2 separate regions of the Homo sapiens genome follow, and region 1 is linked to region 2. A link is a loop called in an ENCODE intact Hi-C map of the cell type or tissue named here. Cell type or tissue: mammary epithelial cell. All regions are shown on one strand. Each heading gives the region's core, and the rest is flanking DNA. Links, peaks and the distances in the headings are about the cores only. Region 1 holds the start of LOC124902329 (a long non-coding RNA gene). Region 2 overlaps TLE4 (TLE family member 4, transcriptional corepressor).

Evidence for each region. A loop is a pair of places that touch in the nucleus more often than their neighbours do. Peaks named below come from ENCODE experiments on the same cell type or tissue, not always from the same donor. Only the 100,000 strongest peaks of a DNase experiment are listed, where the experiment ranks them.
Region 1: a loop joins it to region 2, with 3 times the contacts of the local background. A loop is called at or near these places in 4 of 110 quality-filtered maps.

Annotation. Positions count from the first base shown.
Region 1 is chr9:79,607,276-79,615,610 of GRCh38, reverse strand. It overlaps TLE4 (TLE family member 4, transcriptional corepressor), which reads right to left. Exons shown (of 20, transcript NM_007005.6): 5 at 2,893-2,955. It overlaps LOC124902329 (a long non-coding RNA gene), which reads right to left and starts at 2,886. Exons shown (of 2, transcript XR_007061903.1): 1 at 2,067-2,886; 2 at 1-535. RefSeq lists an enhancer at 3,769-6,441. In mammary epithelial cell, for the core only: no CTCF peak of the experiment used is centred there; a DNase peak (open chromatin) is centred at 4,430.
Region 2 is chr9:79,666,347-79,674,681 of GRCh38, reverse strand. The region is part of intron 8 of TLE4 (TLE family member 4, transcriptional corepressor); the gene reads right to left. Among named protein-coding and RNA genes, the nearest start is that of TLE4, 99 kb to the right of the region's middle. In mammary epithelial cell, for the core only: no CTCF peak of the experiment used is centred there; a DNase peak (open chromatin) is centred at 4,081; H3K27ac peaks cover 2,047 bases.

The DNA of each region.
Region 1 (8,335 bases), core at 137-8,136, 59 kb after region 2:
GCAATATTAAGCAGGTATATTAATCAACACATGGGGGCTAAATTAAAAAGAGACTTCATCTAACAGTATGTAAATATACCCCTTGTTCCTGTCAAACTCCAAAAAGCCTGACTTCAGATGCTCACAATCGCTCCAGCCAATGTTCTGTTAGCTTATGCACTACTCTTCAGGAATTGTTTTGCTTTTTCCTAAATACGATCATTTAATTTTTAAATAAAAACATTTTAAAATAAATTCTAATGCAGCAGCTGCCGTTTTGGTAGCGAGACTGTCACACAGAGAGCCGGTGTTAAAAGATCAGATTAAGAGCCTTCAGTCCTGGCACAGTGATGCTCACAGCCATGCAAGAGTGATTTTCCATGCCTCTGAAGAGACAGGAAACAGAATTCATCTTCCTCTACTAACCTGCTCCTCCCCTCCCTCCAGATTATGGTCCATCTGGCTTCAGGGCAGAAGCAAGGAGTCCAATGCTCACAGAATGCACAGAAGAAGAAACAAGGTGGACGATGTTCAGATAAAAAACATCAGAGATGCCCTGATTTGAAGGAAACAAACATGTTTGTGTCTCACACAATAAAAGATACACACATACCTTAGGAAACTAGAAAAAGATGAGTAAATTAAATCTAAAGTAAGCAAAAGAAAATATATACACAGAACTAGCATTTAGAAAACCATGGCATAGATCACGGGTGTCCAATCTTTTGGCTTCCCTGGGCCACACTGGAAGAAGAAATCACACACACATCCCATTTTATGTGGGCTACACATAAAATACACTAACGATAACTGATGAGCTTAAAAAAAATTGCAAAGAAAAATCTCATACTGTTTTAAGAAAGTTTAAAATTTGTGTTGGGCCACTTTCAAAGCTATCCTGGGCCACATGTGGCCCACAGGCCCTGGGGTTGCACAAGCTTGGCATAAATCATTATACGTGAGTCAAGGATTTCAACCAAGAAATGTCAAAGTATTTGGGAAATAAATAGTTAAGTGGTATGACAACAGTTAAGTATGACACCTTTCTTCCCAGACTAGAGCAAATGAGTTGTCAGTATCTCCCCATGGCTTTCACCTACAGGTACAACTTCCTTAGACAATTAATTTCAGTCCAGTCTTGCTCAGCACCACTACCATTATACATTCTGTTCCCACTGGGCCTGCTCACACAAACAACATAATTCATGTGGGAAAACAACTCATTGGCAAATCAGCTTCATCAACATCCCCAAGACAACCTTCTACTTCTGAACACAACCCACAGATCCTGCAGAAATGTGATGAGACCAAAGCCATACCAGCGATCATATACAGGGGTCTGTGCCTACAGAGGCCCAAAGTCTAATACCACCCCAGGGATAATTCGAACTTTTCCCTGTCACCTTAGAACATGACACCCCAGCCTGGTTACAGCTCTGTAGGTCACACATTCTTCCCATTCTCCATCTCCATAAAGCAGAGCTGCTTAAAGTAAAAAATACACACTAGTCTGGATCAGGCAGGGGGCAGTCAGGTTTCCAAAAGAAATGCAGATACACCCCTTGACTCTCATTCACCAAGCCATCTAATCTAGCCATAAGCAAATCCTAAGTAAAAACAGGCAAATGGGGACATGACTGGTGGTAGGTTTTGTGGTCACAGCTAAAGGAGGAGAAAAGACAACATACCCTTTGTTTATCAAGACCCAAAAGAGCATGTGAATTCAGAGTGTCAACAAGATTTGTGAATATGAGTGCCCCCTCCCCAGTATATACCTATGAAGGGTACCCATAGTTACTCAAGTCTAACCCAGTCCAGACCAAAGAAAAAAATCATATACAGCAATCTGCATATCTATAATACACATGCAGGCTCAAATATTGGCCACATAACATTGGCACATGCCCGCTGGCAAGCAGGTGAATGAACCTCTCTCCTGAAAAGCAGTGACACAACACACTTATAGAACAACTGAAAGGGTAGGAAGAAAAGTGCCTCTGTGCCTTCTCAGCCCACAGCACAAAGTATTGCGGCTACAAGACATGCAGATATTTCATTAGCTCCTTCCTTCTTAGAGTGGATCTTACCTGAGCAAATGAAGGCATTCAGTAATCCAGAAGCAAAAAATTATCTTTTTCCAGTATTCTCACTTCAACTTTGTAACTACCAAAAGTAAGCAGGGAGAGAAAAAAAAACCACAAGGAAGCCAACAAGCACTAGAAATGCATCGCTTTATTCCAACCTGTGCCTGTTTGCTGATGGCATGCACTTCCCCTGTAGGTGAGCAAGAGAACTAGTGAGCCGCATGCCAGGCCTTAGCAATGTGCTAAGCCTACCATCACCAAAGCCTAATTTTGAGAAAAGTGGCACTCAGAGAAACGAGTTCAATGAGTTCATCTTGCAGGTCTTTTCCCAAAAGCACAATAATATAAAGACTTAATCAGGAAACAAGAAGTAAATGTTTAAAAGTAGCTAGCCAAAAGCTTCATTAGTTTGTTTACTACAAAAAGTCTTTCCATTTGATATGTCTTCTGCCAATTCTTAATGCCCAATGACAATAGTACAGAGTAAGCTCCTGTTTTCCTGGCAATTTTTCAGTCTACCCTATTAGGTACCATTATGACAAACAAGCATAATTCTGAGCAACACGACAAAGATAGCAAAATATTTTAACGACTGAATTTTGCTTAGCCCAACTAGAAAATATTCCATTATGTAAACACATATAAATTATATCCCACAGAAAGTTACTAAGGTATACAAGTTGGAGTGAGAACACTGTTTCTTAGAAATGAAAATAAAATACAAACACCAAGAGACTGGCAAGGCCAGAGAGTCAGTTCTACAATCCCTTTTCTGCAAAACCACTAAAATGGCAACTTCTAGTCCAGTGCCTAAAATCAACTACCTTACCTCTTGGGACAGGAAAGGAATGACTTGTGCACAGATAGCATTCAGCCTCTTGACAATCTCTGCCTGCAAAAAATAAGGGAAAGGAAAGCAATAAAGAGAACAGTCAGCTGGTTACAGATTCCCCAAATATTAACAGGATGATATTAAAACATACTTTATAATTTGGCTGGCATATTTCCTAAGGAAGAGGAAAACTATCTCATCAGTAAGCCCATTAAAAGGAAGCAGTGACAACAGTGCCACATTAACAGCACAATTTATTAACCAGCATTCATCTTAAAAAGTTAACCTTCAAGCATCAGGGCAATATAAAATGGAATTTAATTTCCATGACTGGAAATCAGTTTTCAACAGCCTTCACCAGGACCCTTGCTCATACTAATGTTTTCCATAAAACCTGCAGTCTTCTAAGTCTTAAGAATTTAGATAAGTAAAGATACATTCTTTCCTACATCTCAACTCCATCAATTAGCAAATCATTGGATTTCTATATTTGTGGCCTTTGCTTTAAAAACATTGGTGCTGTGATTTTAAACTCAAGACCCTAAACTTCTGAAACAGCAGCACCCAAACAACCCAAAAAAGTTGGCTAATTCGGATTCTTACAAATTCTTGGAGAACAAAATGTTTTCTTCAACCATAAAAATTTCCAAATGTGTCCTACCAAGGTTTTCAGTGTGCAGAGGTTGAGATATGCTAAAATCTTATTACACTTAGCAGGAAGCAATCTGTATGTATCTGGAAACTATCCTTGGGAACTTTTTTTTTTTTTTTTTTTTTTTACTGTGGATATGCAAAAGTCCCAACAATGTCAAAGAACAGTCTATTCTCTAATAATTTTTATAAGTACAGACATTTTAAACCAATAAGATGCTACAGTAAGTTAAAAGAAAAACCACCACTACATGTTTTCTTTAAAAAGTTACTCACAGTTTTACCAATGTTTATCTTAATTTGTATTTTTCAGATGGTGCCTTGTATATTTTGTGATGTATAAATACACAGTTTTTTTTAATACACGTACATACAAAATAGTTTATATTTTAATGATGGAATGGAGGAAAGAGAGCTAAGAAGAATTGAAAGGCAGAAAATGTAAAGCAATTACTATCCCTAAGACATTCTTAAATTCCATCCAGGGTCAGTTCCTCATTTTATGTGAGGCCCAAAATGCCTTTTCTTGCCAAGTCATTACCAGAATGACAGTGACACTCTACTTGTGCAATCTAGGCTTCCTTCTTTCATCAGCAACCCTTCTAACTGTGTAGCTATGCAATCTTTTAAATGCCAGCACCTTAAAAACTTTACCAGCCAAAAGAAAACACAAATTCACCATGAAGTTTCAAATCCAAGCTTTCCATTCCAGCCTGCATTCCTAACAGTATGGACAAAAACCCAGCACCAATAAGCTGCAGTGAATAAGGACCCAACTGTGCTGACCTGATTTAATTTACTGCACTGGCCCCATGGAGCATTTAGCCATCCTTTAAGAATGCTTAAGCCACCATGAAGAGCTGCAATGGGAATCACCAAACCACTCTCCACCTGGACGAACATACCACAGTGGTTATGGGGTGAAATTCCAGGGTGAGCAATAAAAATAGAGTAGCATTCACCAGGCTGAAAGTACAGCATCTCAAATGCATTTGGTTGTTAAGCTTTTTGCAGGGAGAGGTGGAGGGGGAGAGAATAAAAGATAATGAGACACTTTGGGGCAGACCAAACTGATGATTCTAATGCTTAGAACCATCTGCCAAGCATATTTTCGTCATTATGTTGTTTACATAAATAAAATAGTCCCTTGCTAGGAGGGCTGAAAAATGTGTGGGCACATAAGAAAACTGAGTTCTTTAGTTCGCCTACATAATCTAGGCAATAAAAACGACTCTAAGGAAACTTATTCATCTGGTGAAATAAAATTTTGGACCTAGGCTGTATTAAGTCTGAGCAACTATTTTTTAAAAAAATTCTACATTTTCTTAAAAATAAATGTAAAAAGGAGAAGAGCCTTTTTATTCAATCACATAGGTTAACACACACACAACAGAAACGGGAGGGCAGAAACCTTCCAAACTTCCGTTAAAGATCTCCTTTTGTTTAAAAGACTTCTTAATTTCTTTAAGTTGTCATGCCAATGGATTTTCATGGTCAGGCTAATTGGCAGTGGGGGGGTGGGGTGTGTGTGTGATTTCATAAAATTAAGCAGGTCATTCTTCACTTTGAAATCTAAAGTTGCCTCGGAAACACTGCTGCTCCCATGGTCATCTAATTTCGCCTCTTTTGTCCCACAGGACCCAGCTTTAGGGAGGCATCATTTATTTACAGGCCTTTCCACTGGGCTTTAGCGATCAGCCAATAACACTGTGGACACACACTTCTAATGGCCTATGTTTTGAAACTGAGTCTAATATAATGGCGTGGGGCCCAAACTCCTTTTCCAGCACAGCCATTAAAGGATGTAGGTTATTGCTGTTGTCACCATTGATATTTGTCATTGTAATGTAATTAGGGCCCTAAAATGATGCATTACAGCCCTTGGCACAGCTTCTATTAAAATCTTTTCTTCTGCTCACTGAACTGCGACCTGCTTTCTGATGAATAACAGACAGACAGCTTTAGGGTAAGGAGCAGATTCATCAAAGAAGTATTTTTCAGCTTTGGGGAAAGAAGGAAAAAAAGGCAACCTAGGAGGAAAAGCAATAGGGGAGGAAAAGCCACAACACACATTTGAATTTCATCTGACCACTTGAAATTCTGATTGCATCTGATGAATCTTGCTTAGACAATATATTCCCAGTCTTTGAATCACATGGTTAATCAGGGCTCTAATCTGCTATCCATCAGGCTACGCCAGTACTGTTAGCTTCCAATCAAATTTATAGGTGATGTGGGTCATGCATCCCTGAGCAAGTACATTCACAGATAGCCCATTTAAACAGGCAGGGATTCTGAAATATTGCTGTTAGGGTTACTAGATATTATAATGGTATTTGATGCTTTATGGACACTGCTAAACTATTGCCTTCAGATGCTCATGATATTCTAAAATAGCATTAACAGCCCCAATAAAAGGACAATTGTTCATGTCAAAATGTAACAAAAAGATCATACTGACAGCCACACTTTGTCAAACACATTAACAATTTTTGACAATTCCATTCTATCTTCCCTATCAAGATGCTCATTTAAAAAACAATAAAAGTTGCAGATGTATTTTCCTACCCTCAACTCACTACCATTCTATTTCCTCTCTCTCAAAATTACCCACCTTTACACCATTCTCCAACAAAAAAATAAATAAAATAAAAATGATCACCATCCCTGCTAAAGAAAACCTTGGTTTGGATAAAATATCTCAGAAAAATGTAAAGACAAAAAAGGCATTCTACGAAAATCCCTTGGCTACGCACTCAACACATGACATGTGACTGTCAACAGGCTAACTCTACAGTACTGATGGACAGTGGCCTAGGAGCATGACCAGGTAGTAACGAAACAGGAAAACACAGAAAAGAATCTTTTATCCTTTATTTCTTCATACTCCAAAACTCAAGAATCATTGGAAAATTTATCATCTATCTTACATCATGGGAAAGTGATGTCATGTGTTGAAAAGAAAGCTGTAACTCAATCACTAGGTTAAAAAGTAACAAATACTAACGCACACAATACCAAATACATATTTCCTTTATCACATAACAAATTTTACTAATCATTTAAAAGACAAAAACTTAGTTAACCCTATACCTGAATTTAACTACATTCCCTGAAATAGACCTGATACAATAAAAATCTGATTTTTATTTAGATCATTTCAGCCTATATGATTTCCTTAAAAAGACATAAATTTTATTTTAAAAACATAATAAACTTGGGTGAAAGTACCAATAGCTTTATTTTAGTAATCAAACGGATATATCAAAAGCAATTGTTGATTTTAAAAACTGTTTGATGGGTTTGTCTCTCATCAAAATAGGAACAACATTACTACATATGTATTGTTGAAATAAAACAGAATAACAAAGCGTTATTAGGAAACCATTTCAGCAGCTAACTTAAAGCAATTACAGTTTTAGGAAACATTCCTGAAGAATAACTTTTTACCATTCGTTTTCTGTACAGCAGTTTCTTGCCAAAATTTTTTTAAAGATGAATCTATTTATTTTATTGAATGTTTATCAAGAACATACATTCATCCACTTTAATATCAACATTTTTTAAAAAGGTGACAAAGAAGTCCTACTTACCCTGCCTGAAATACTTTTTGGAATAAACACAAATAAATCTTGCAACCTTATCACTTCACTTCACCACTAGAGAACAAAGACTGCAATTCTTTAAAATTTCAATCAGAAAATATCTTGATTTGTTCCAAATTTTCTAAAGAAACTGTACAACTTCTGAAACTGATCTTGCCTGACCCTAGATTAAAAAGTCAGAGGACTAATGAGAAATTCTAACTTAAAATCCAGACTAAATATAAGGAAAAATTTTCAAGTAGTACTATTTCTCTAAACTGACAACTCCATTTTTACCTTATCAAAAATCAATTTTACAAAAGTGTTAATAACATGTAACACATAAAACTAATCTTAGCTATTAACTCCTATTCAACATAGTGTTGGAAGTTCTGGCCAGGGCAAACAGGCAAGAGAAAGAAATAAAGGGTGTTCAATTAGGTAAAGTCAAATTGTCTCTGTTTGCAGATGACATGATTGTATATTTAGAAAACCCCATCGTCTCAGCCCAAAATCTCCATAAGCTGATAAGCAACTTCAGCAAAGTCTCAGAATTGGAAAAAACTACTTTAAAGTTCATATGGAACCAAAAAAAAAGCCCGCATTGCCAAGACAATCCTAAGCAAAAAGAACAAAGCTGGAGGCACCATGCTACCTGATTTCAAACTATACTACAAGGCTACAGTAACCAAAACAGCATGGTACTGGTACCAAAACAGCATGGTACTGGTACCAAAACAGAGATATAGACCAATGGAACAGCACAGAGGCCTCAGAAATAACACCACACACCTATAACCAACCATCTGACCTTTGACAAACCTGACAAAAACAAGCAATGGGGAAAGGATTCCCCATTTAATAAATGGTGCTGGGAAAACTGGATAGCCATATGTAGAAAGCTGAAACTGGATCCCTTCCTTACACCTTACATAAAAATTAACTCAAGATGGATGAAAGACTTAAGTGTAAGACCTAACACCATAAAAACCTCAGAAGAAAACCTAGGCAATACCATTCAGAACACTGGCATGGGCAAAGACTTCATGACTAAAACACCAAAAGCAATGGCAACAGAAGCCAAAATTGACAAATGGGATCTAATTAAACTAAAGAGCTTCTACACGGCAAAAGAAACTACCATCAGAGTGAACAGGCAACCTACAGAATGGGAGAAAATTTTTGCAATCTACCCACCTGACAAA
Region 2 (8,335 bases), core at 168-8,167:
TTACACTCTAAGGACATATGACAGACAAGTCACATGAAAAGAACACATCACAACAGCACTACTACAAATACACATATACAAAATCGATACTTTGGATTTTTGCTGATCTGACAGGAAAAGGAGGAAGCTCCTATAATCTTAAGTATTTTCCTACGTGGCAGGCCCCTTGCTGGGGCTCCTCCTATCTCTAATCTTTGCATTTTGCCTACATCAAGTAAGGTACATCCAGATGAGGGTTTAAAACTGACCCTAGAATAGAGATAATGAGCATGGGCTCTGAAGACTAACTGAATCCTAGTCAGCTCATCACTTATGTTCTGGGTGAACCAGAGGCAACTTACTTAGTCTCACTGTGTCTCACTTTCCTCATCTGCAACACGGAGATAATAGCAAACTCCACCTTAATGGGCTGTTCTGATGACAGCACAGAGTATATGCACCCACAGTGCTAATTATTATTCATGTCCAAGGTCATAAAGCTAGCAGGGGCAGAGCTGTCTCCAGAGCCCATGGCAACGGCTACAAAGCACATGGTTTTCACTCTATACTAAGCAGCCTTCTAGTGGTTTTCCTTAAACATTGAGAAAAGCAATAAACCACTTCTCAACTCTTTTATCTGGGAAGGGATCCCCACTTGGAGGGAAGCCTGAAGCCTGGGAGGACTAAAGAGGGCAAGGGTAATTAGGAGGAAGAAGATCCCTGGGTTCTGAACCCAGGGACAGGTTGAGTCAGGAAACATTAAGCAGAACGGCCCTACAAAATCACCCCCCAGGAAGGCATGGAGAGGCGTGACTGGAATCAACTGACCAGGGGTCGGGGCAAAAACTACTCACATGCAGCAATGGCCATCTACTCTATTTTGAGCCTGTGTTTTGTTTCATATTTAGTGTATTTGATCAGGTTGTACCCTGTGGTTTTGGTGGTTGACAAGAAGTAACATGTAAATTATGCTACTACTTCAATAGTTTTTAGGGGGAAATTACTCTGTTAAATGCAAGAAAAACTTTTTAGGTATAAAAGTATAAGAAACTAAAATAGGCAAGGAGGAAACCAATCAGAAACCAGAATTTCATTTGGAGTAGTCTCTTCCCACAAAAACAGATACTGTAAAATGGAACTATGCAGAAAATAATTTGAAAGATAAACTACACTTTTAAAATCATATAGTTCCAAAGGTAAATAAACATTTTTGGAATCACTGCCAATTGCCTATATGAATTCCAAAAGGTAAGGAACTCATGAAAGAAAAACTCCAAGACTAACTCACATTATTTTGCCTTAATGGAATTGGGTTACATTCAATATTGTTTTAAATAAGTGGACCACTGGTTGGGGTCTAGAAATTGTTTGGTTAGAGGGATATTTTTGTTATAATATTTGTTATAATCAGATTTGATTTGTACATCTCCCAAAACAAATGTTGTGACACTATAAAAAAATTTCAGGATCTTACGCCAAACACAACTAGCTCTTTAAAAATTTCATTCCTTGCAGAATGAAAAGACTGTACAATTCTCTCTGATATTTATTCTGAATATTTCAGCGATGTATCCTCCACGTTCCTGAAAGCCAAAGGCACATAATTTATAGCAGGGTTTCTAAAACCGTGCCCTTTTCACTGGTTGCTGGCATTTAAAGCATGTTTTCACACATCTTGCAATGTTCTAAGACTATCCACATTGATTGGAATTACATTTTAAAAGCATTTTTAATTGAGTCCCTGTGCTGAGAGTTTTCTATGCTCCACCTGCCCTCACTTGCACTTGTTTCTTTAACATAACTCTAATTGTCGCTGTAGAAAGTTTCCACTTTATCTGGTCCTTCCTCTTAGGGTTTTCTGAGCTACAGAAACACATGCTCCTTTCCCTTATCTTTTAAGTAACATACATCTCTACAAAGAAACACAATTGATGCTAAGTTCTGATAAACAGAGAAATGTGAATCCCTCTTAAATCAAATTCCAAACCTGAGCTAAGCAAGCAAAAGTGGCATCTCAGGTAGGTGATAAAGAGTAACAAAGATTCAAGAATTCTCAAGCACAGCTGACCCCACAAAGGCTTCTTGGGCCTTTGGTGAAGATTCCACTTCTCTAAAAACAAAGGTCTGGCGGTTGGTAAGAATGAACCGCCTCAAATATGGCCTCATGTTTCCCAGGTCCTCTGTCTCACAAAAACAGGTCATGCAGGAAGCTGACTCTATACATCCAGAGGTAGAAAACATGTAGAAAAACAGATTCACTTGAAAGACATCTCCTAAACCTTTGCCAGACCCACCCTGGCTCATGTGGGAAGTTGAAATCCTGTCTGCTCAGGGGCCCCTCACTGCCCGCCCACAGTGGGAAACTTGGCCATGTTGGTTGGTTATTCTGGATTCTCCTGTGGGAAAACCACACTCTTCCCATGAGGGCAAACACCATCTTATGCCCAGTGTGTATCTTACTTTCCAGGACTCTGGCCCCTTTGTCATTCTTATTAAGAAAATATGAAATCTGCTAGAGCCCTGTTGGTATGACTCTTTGAGCAAGCTGAATTTCCATTCTGCGCACCCTCTCTCCCCAGGACAGGAGGGCTCCTTGACATTGTAGCTCTGGAAGACAACTATGTAGCAGGGCACTAATCACTGAAAGGGCATCCCCCCTCCCCCACCACCACCTCTGCAAAAAAAAAAAAAAAAAAAAAAAAAAAAAGTGTTTTGTTTCAATGGCCTAAAAAGCATAGGCCGTATAAAATCTTCCAGACTGACTTTTTTTTTTTTTTAACGGAGAAACTGAGGCTAATCTTCACTGAAAACAAAGCAACCAGGGATCACACTATGAGAGGCATTCATGTCTTGAGTAGGGGTGGGAGTATAGTCCTTAACCTCCCCTTGCTGAACCAGGTCTGCTGTTCCCCAGCACCCTGAATACTGCAATCACTCCCTTCCCTTCAGATATACTTCTGTCAAAGTCCATAGCAAGGCTGACTCACTGCCTTGTGAGACTCCTCAGTTAACTCGGTCTGAAGAAAAGAAGCTGCAAATAAATCAGTATTATAGTGCAGGGATGTGTGTTCTTTCCCCAAACAGCCAACCTTATTGACAGGGATTAGGTGTATGAGTAGTAAAATAATGAAAAGCAGCAAGAGTCTCTCCTGCTCGACAAGCATCTGTTGGGTATACTCCCTCTCCCCACACAATTAGAGGAATGCCAGAATTGTTATGGTTTACAACACTGGAGGGAGAAGTCCATTTTACAGATAATCTGACACGAAAATAAAAGAGGCTCTCTGCAAAAACGGTAAACTGTGAGATCACAGTCCTCGGGCCACTCGTTGAGCTCGTCAGGGTAGTTATTAGCTTTTCCTACCAGTAGAAGCACACAACACTAGCATGGCAGGTGAATGTCTTTTAAAATCAGGATTTAGACTGACAGGAACCCAGAAGGTTCTTCCTCTTTGGTCTCCAATTTCATCCATTATGAGCAGCAAGTAGTTTTGCTGTAAAATACATAAAAGTCACATTCTCAGCCAAGGTTGAACTATCCCTAAACACAAAATCCCCAATGGAATTAAATATGTGCTAGGATCAGCTAAAGTTAATTCTCAACCATCTGCATGTACAAGATCCATTTTGTAGATTTTTTTTTAGGCAAAATTTAATCTCAATAATTTCCCTGTGGCCTGGCACACTTCTAGTTTGCTCCTTTCTGCTGTTAGTTTTGTGTTTGTTTGTGGAATGCAAGTTAATTTAAATATTAACCCTCCAAAGAATAAACACAACCAGGTCATTTTCAAATTACTCATACTGTACACTAAAAAAACAAACAAAAAAAAAACCAATAAGGACCTACTATATTGGGCAACTTTACCACTCCCATGTTACACAGATAGAGAAGAAGACTGCCAAAAATCACAAGGATGGTAAATAGCATAAGGCATGATTTGAACCCAGACCACCTGGTTCCAGAGGATGAGTGTCTAGCTGGTATTGCTACACTGTTTCCTGCCTACTGGCTGTCTAGAGTTCATAGCATGCCACATGCACAGAAGTAGACAGGTCCCAACACACACCAGCTTCCCAACCTTAAGAAATGCAGTTTGAACAGAGTATGTAGAGTCACCTTGAGTCACCGTTAACAAGGGTGATATTTTAGCTTTAAAAGCACAGCAAACATGAATACCTGCTTGAGCAGTGGGAAAGGAGGGGGAGGAAAGACTGAGGCATATCTGTCTGTAAAACAGGTCTTTTACAAAAATATGCTTACCCTTGCATCTCTGGTCACTGCCTGAGGGTGCAGTGTACCAATCTTTTTGACGTGGCCTAAGTAAATTTCTCTTGAACTCATTCTTTTCATTTGTGAGCCTTTTGTTGTGCTTTTGCCCAGGGTCTCATAATTTTGGAGTCATGCTGAGTCAAGTCGGTGTAGTCTCTTTCTTTCTTCTGGCTTGTTAATGGTGATAAACTTCTTGCCTTATTGTCTTCTCAAGTTTTTTTTTCTTTCTTTTTTTTTTCTTATTTAACTGTTACTCATTTTACTCTTTAGCTATCCCCTCTAAGGTGAGTCTTTTCAAGTTTTCTACTTGCACGATTTCCCTACCTCCTCTCTTGAGTAATAAACCCTGGAAGAACTACCAACTACTTAATCACATAGATGCATTTATCCCCATTCAGTGTCTGTCATTTCAGGGGTTTCTTCCTCATGAACTTCAGATCTAGGCCTTTACCATTTGACCATCTAGTACTGAAACAAGCAAAATATCTTCTGAGAGCTGAAACGTGGGGAGCATTCATGTAACTTTTTTGAGTGGAGCACAGCCATGTAACGCATGCCCCCATTTCTGAGAAAATCCTGACCTCTTCTCACTGGTCACTGCTCTCTAGGATTAAGATGCTGCAAAGACTAAAACAATTGGGCCATTCCCACTTTTAACAAACTCAGTAAATTCCTATTCTTTCCTAGATTTGGTCACATGAAGTACTGGAACAAGCACAATTACACAAAGGTATAATCCATTCTTTTTGTCACCAGTAGCAGAGGGGAATCCAATAAATGAGGTTGGAGAACAGAATGTTGAAAGGAAGCCTTAGCCTCTTCCTTGCTCAGACACTAGGTGAAATAATACCAACAAAACAATGTGAGTGATGGTGCCCAGAGCGCCTCAGACCAAAACTGCAGGCCAAAAAAAAAGACATAGCTTAATTTTCCTGACTATTCAAATATATTTTTAGTAACTCTTCAACTATCACTGAAACGCACTCTTCCAAAAGACATTTTAATTGCCTAAATACAGTTTCTGCCTATTCTTGCCCATGTTTTTTAAACATTTTTCTGGCCTCACTACTTATTCCAAATCTTCTACTTGTCAGAGAAGGCATATTCTGTGACAATTTCCATCTATCAAACGGTGGTGAGTTTTGCTGGCTTTTAAACAACTGCCATAGACCTATTTAGATAAACTGTTCAGAGGGACCTATCTCTGAAGCCTAACCACCTCCACTGACCATGTGTGCACTGAAAATGAACTCCTCAGCTTCTGAGTCAATACTCAAGGGGAACTTTCATTTGGAGACATTTTAAAGGAAGAAAAAATATGCATACAATCCTAAGCCAGGGAGACTTTATATTTTGGTTTGTGATAGGGAAAATACATGCACAAATGAAGCCTGGGGAAGCCTAAATGCAAAATGAAATAATCGAGCAGAAGGATGGCGGGCTTCTCCGACACTCAATCATTTTCAGTCACACTATGTTGTCCAGTAACCTGCATTGATAATTCCTCATGAATAAAATGCCAGCATTATCATCTGCAGCTACATTGTTGACATGCTTTTGCTATTTCACTAAAAATACCATTAATTTTCTGGCTTCACAACAGCTGAGCTACTCTCCATTTGAATATACAAAAGAGTATTTTGTTTAAAGCAAATTAAAAGCGTTCCAGTAGATGACTTCCATTTGCTAGCTATACTATTTTAGCATATACTGTTCTTCTTAATCCTCCCCACCTCAACGTCATGCCTGTCATCTCCCCAGTCCAAAATACTTCTATTATTAAAATTTTGTTTTAAGTTGAGGAGGGGGAATCTGGAAACTATTTCTGTTGTAACATTCTTGGCCTGCAAGCCACCTGACTGGCATGGTAAAGAGCGTGGCTTTTTGAGGGTTACAAGATACGGTGACCTCCTTGATTCTCTCACCTCTGTGAGCCAAGGTACATAAGCAACAAAATTTTCCAGTTTGGTATCGGAAGGGTAAACTGCTAAACACACACACCGAATACACCTTCCACTTCCCATCTAGATACGTTCCGACATCCTCCACTTCAGTCAGAAAGAAAACCACTACTCCTGCCAAGCCCTCCTGGCATCTCACCACTTTATTTGTTCCCATTTGTATCTAATGCTTTTGTCAACAGTTCAACAAAAGTCAAAGCAAACAACCCACTGCAAACACTGGGGGTAACAGCAACAAGCATGAATCCTTCACAATTATCCAGCCCAGCTGCTCACAGCTCGTCTGGGCTGCTTTCATTAACAACAATGTCAACAAAAGACTGAAACCCACCCAGTAACTAGATGGGTCAATACCACCACTGTATACCCTCTGTAGGAGGAAACGCTGTTCTCCTTTGTTGCTTGGGCAAACATGTAGAATAATTCAGTCAGATGGACAAGTGCTTGTCTAATCATTTGTTATGTGAATTATTCAACGACTTTTCACGTAAACTACTAAATAGGGCTCTTCAAATATTTCTGTGGCACTTCCAGCTGTCCAACTGTGGAAGTGCATAAAAGGAACAAAGGCAGATGAAAAGAGAAATCATGACCCGAGTTAGTTCCCAGTGATAATCTTTAGTTTAAGAATCTCGAATCTTCATGACTAATCCTTTTAGGCCTAACCCTTGCCTGGCATTTTCACTAGCATCCAATCTTTACTATGTGGACCAGATTGAGGGTGGGGTCGTGTAGAAAATCCTGACTTCGAAGCTCCACACTATCTTTACCTTGCTCAGCTTTAAATGGTACCCCAACTCCCCACCTTCCTTTCACAAGCACTTCCAATAGGCAGGATACGCATTTCGGATTTTTAATGGAGTATTTTAAAAACATACACATCCGTAAACAGACTATAAAACACAGTGTCAAAGCAGCTGTTCCTAGAGATTATCTTTAATGTTTTATATACATATATATATGTGTATATGTATGTTATATTTTAGAATTCCCTGGATGAATTTTGATTAAAACTATTGACATTTATTTAACAAAGAATTATTTTAAGATAAAACAGTTCTAAGTTCCCTTTCTTTCCTCTTAAGTGTATAGCTTATGAAATCATGTACAAACCAAGCAGCCTGGCGAGAAGGAGAAGGGCCCCTGACGTGGGCCCTGGCCCTCAGTTGGCTGAGCAACACCCTGTAAGACCAAGGGGGCATGCCCACACACAGCCTTTGTCCGTGGCCTCTACACCATGAGCTGGGTACCCAGGACCCTGAAATTCCCTGCCCTAACACCCCAGGCCCACTTCCAGGGTTTACTCAGTCTCAGTCCTCTTCCTGAAGCCTCCCAGGGTTAGATCAAGCTGCTGGTTTGAGTGTGTCTAGATCTGGGCGCAGCTGTAGGGGTTCGATGAAGCTTTGAAGTAAGAACTAGGGTGTGTACAAGAAAATACGTGAGGACCCACGTGGTTAAAGCAATGAACTCCAAAGTGCCTGAGAATTTTAAATTCCAACCTGGTCTTTCAGGTTATCACTAAGGTGTATTTATTTATTGGATTTATAACTTTTAAATACTTCAGTGTATGGTATGAGGGCCTCCATTTGGACTCTTTCACTGTCCCTGGGTAGGCCCAACAGGTTAAGTATCAGGTACAGTTTTTGGTAGCCCAGTCTTAAAATGCTGAAGCCACTGCAATCACCAAATGTTTCCATGTAATGTTGTGTGTCTAAGAAAACAAGCAGCATTTTTTTCCCCTAAACATTTTCACTTTTATAGATACACATATCTACAACACTAATTAAAGTGCTGATTTTATTTCTATTACTGCTTTTAAAACACAGTAAGAGTAGAAAAGTTAAAAATAAAATTCAAGAATTATGGCTATTTACCAGCCTAGTACATAGGAACATGACAGAGATTTTAAGAAACTGTTAAAAATAGATGAAGGGGTGGGGCGTGATGGCTCACGCCTGTAATCCCAACACTTTGGGAGGCTGAGGTGGGTGGATCGCCTGAGGTCAGAAGTTCGAAACCAGCCTGGCCAACATGGTGAAACCACATCTTTACTAAAAAATACCAAAAACAAAAAATTATCCAGGTGTGTGGTGGCACGTGCCTATAATCCCAGTTACTTGGGAGG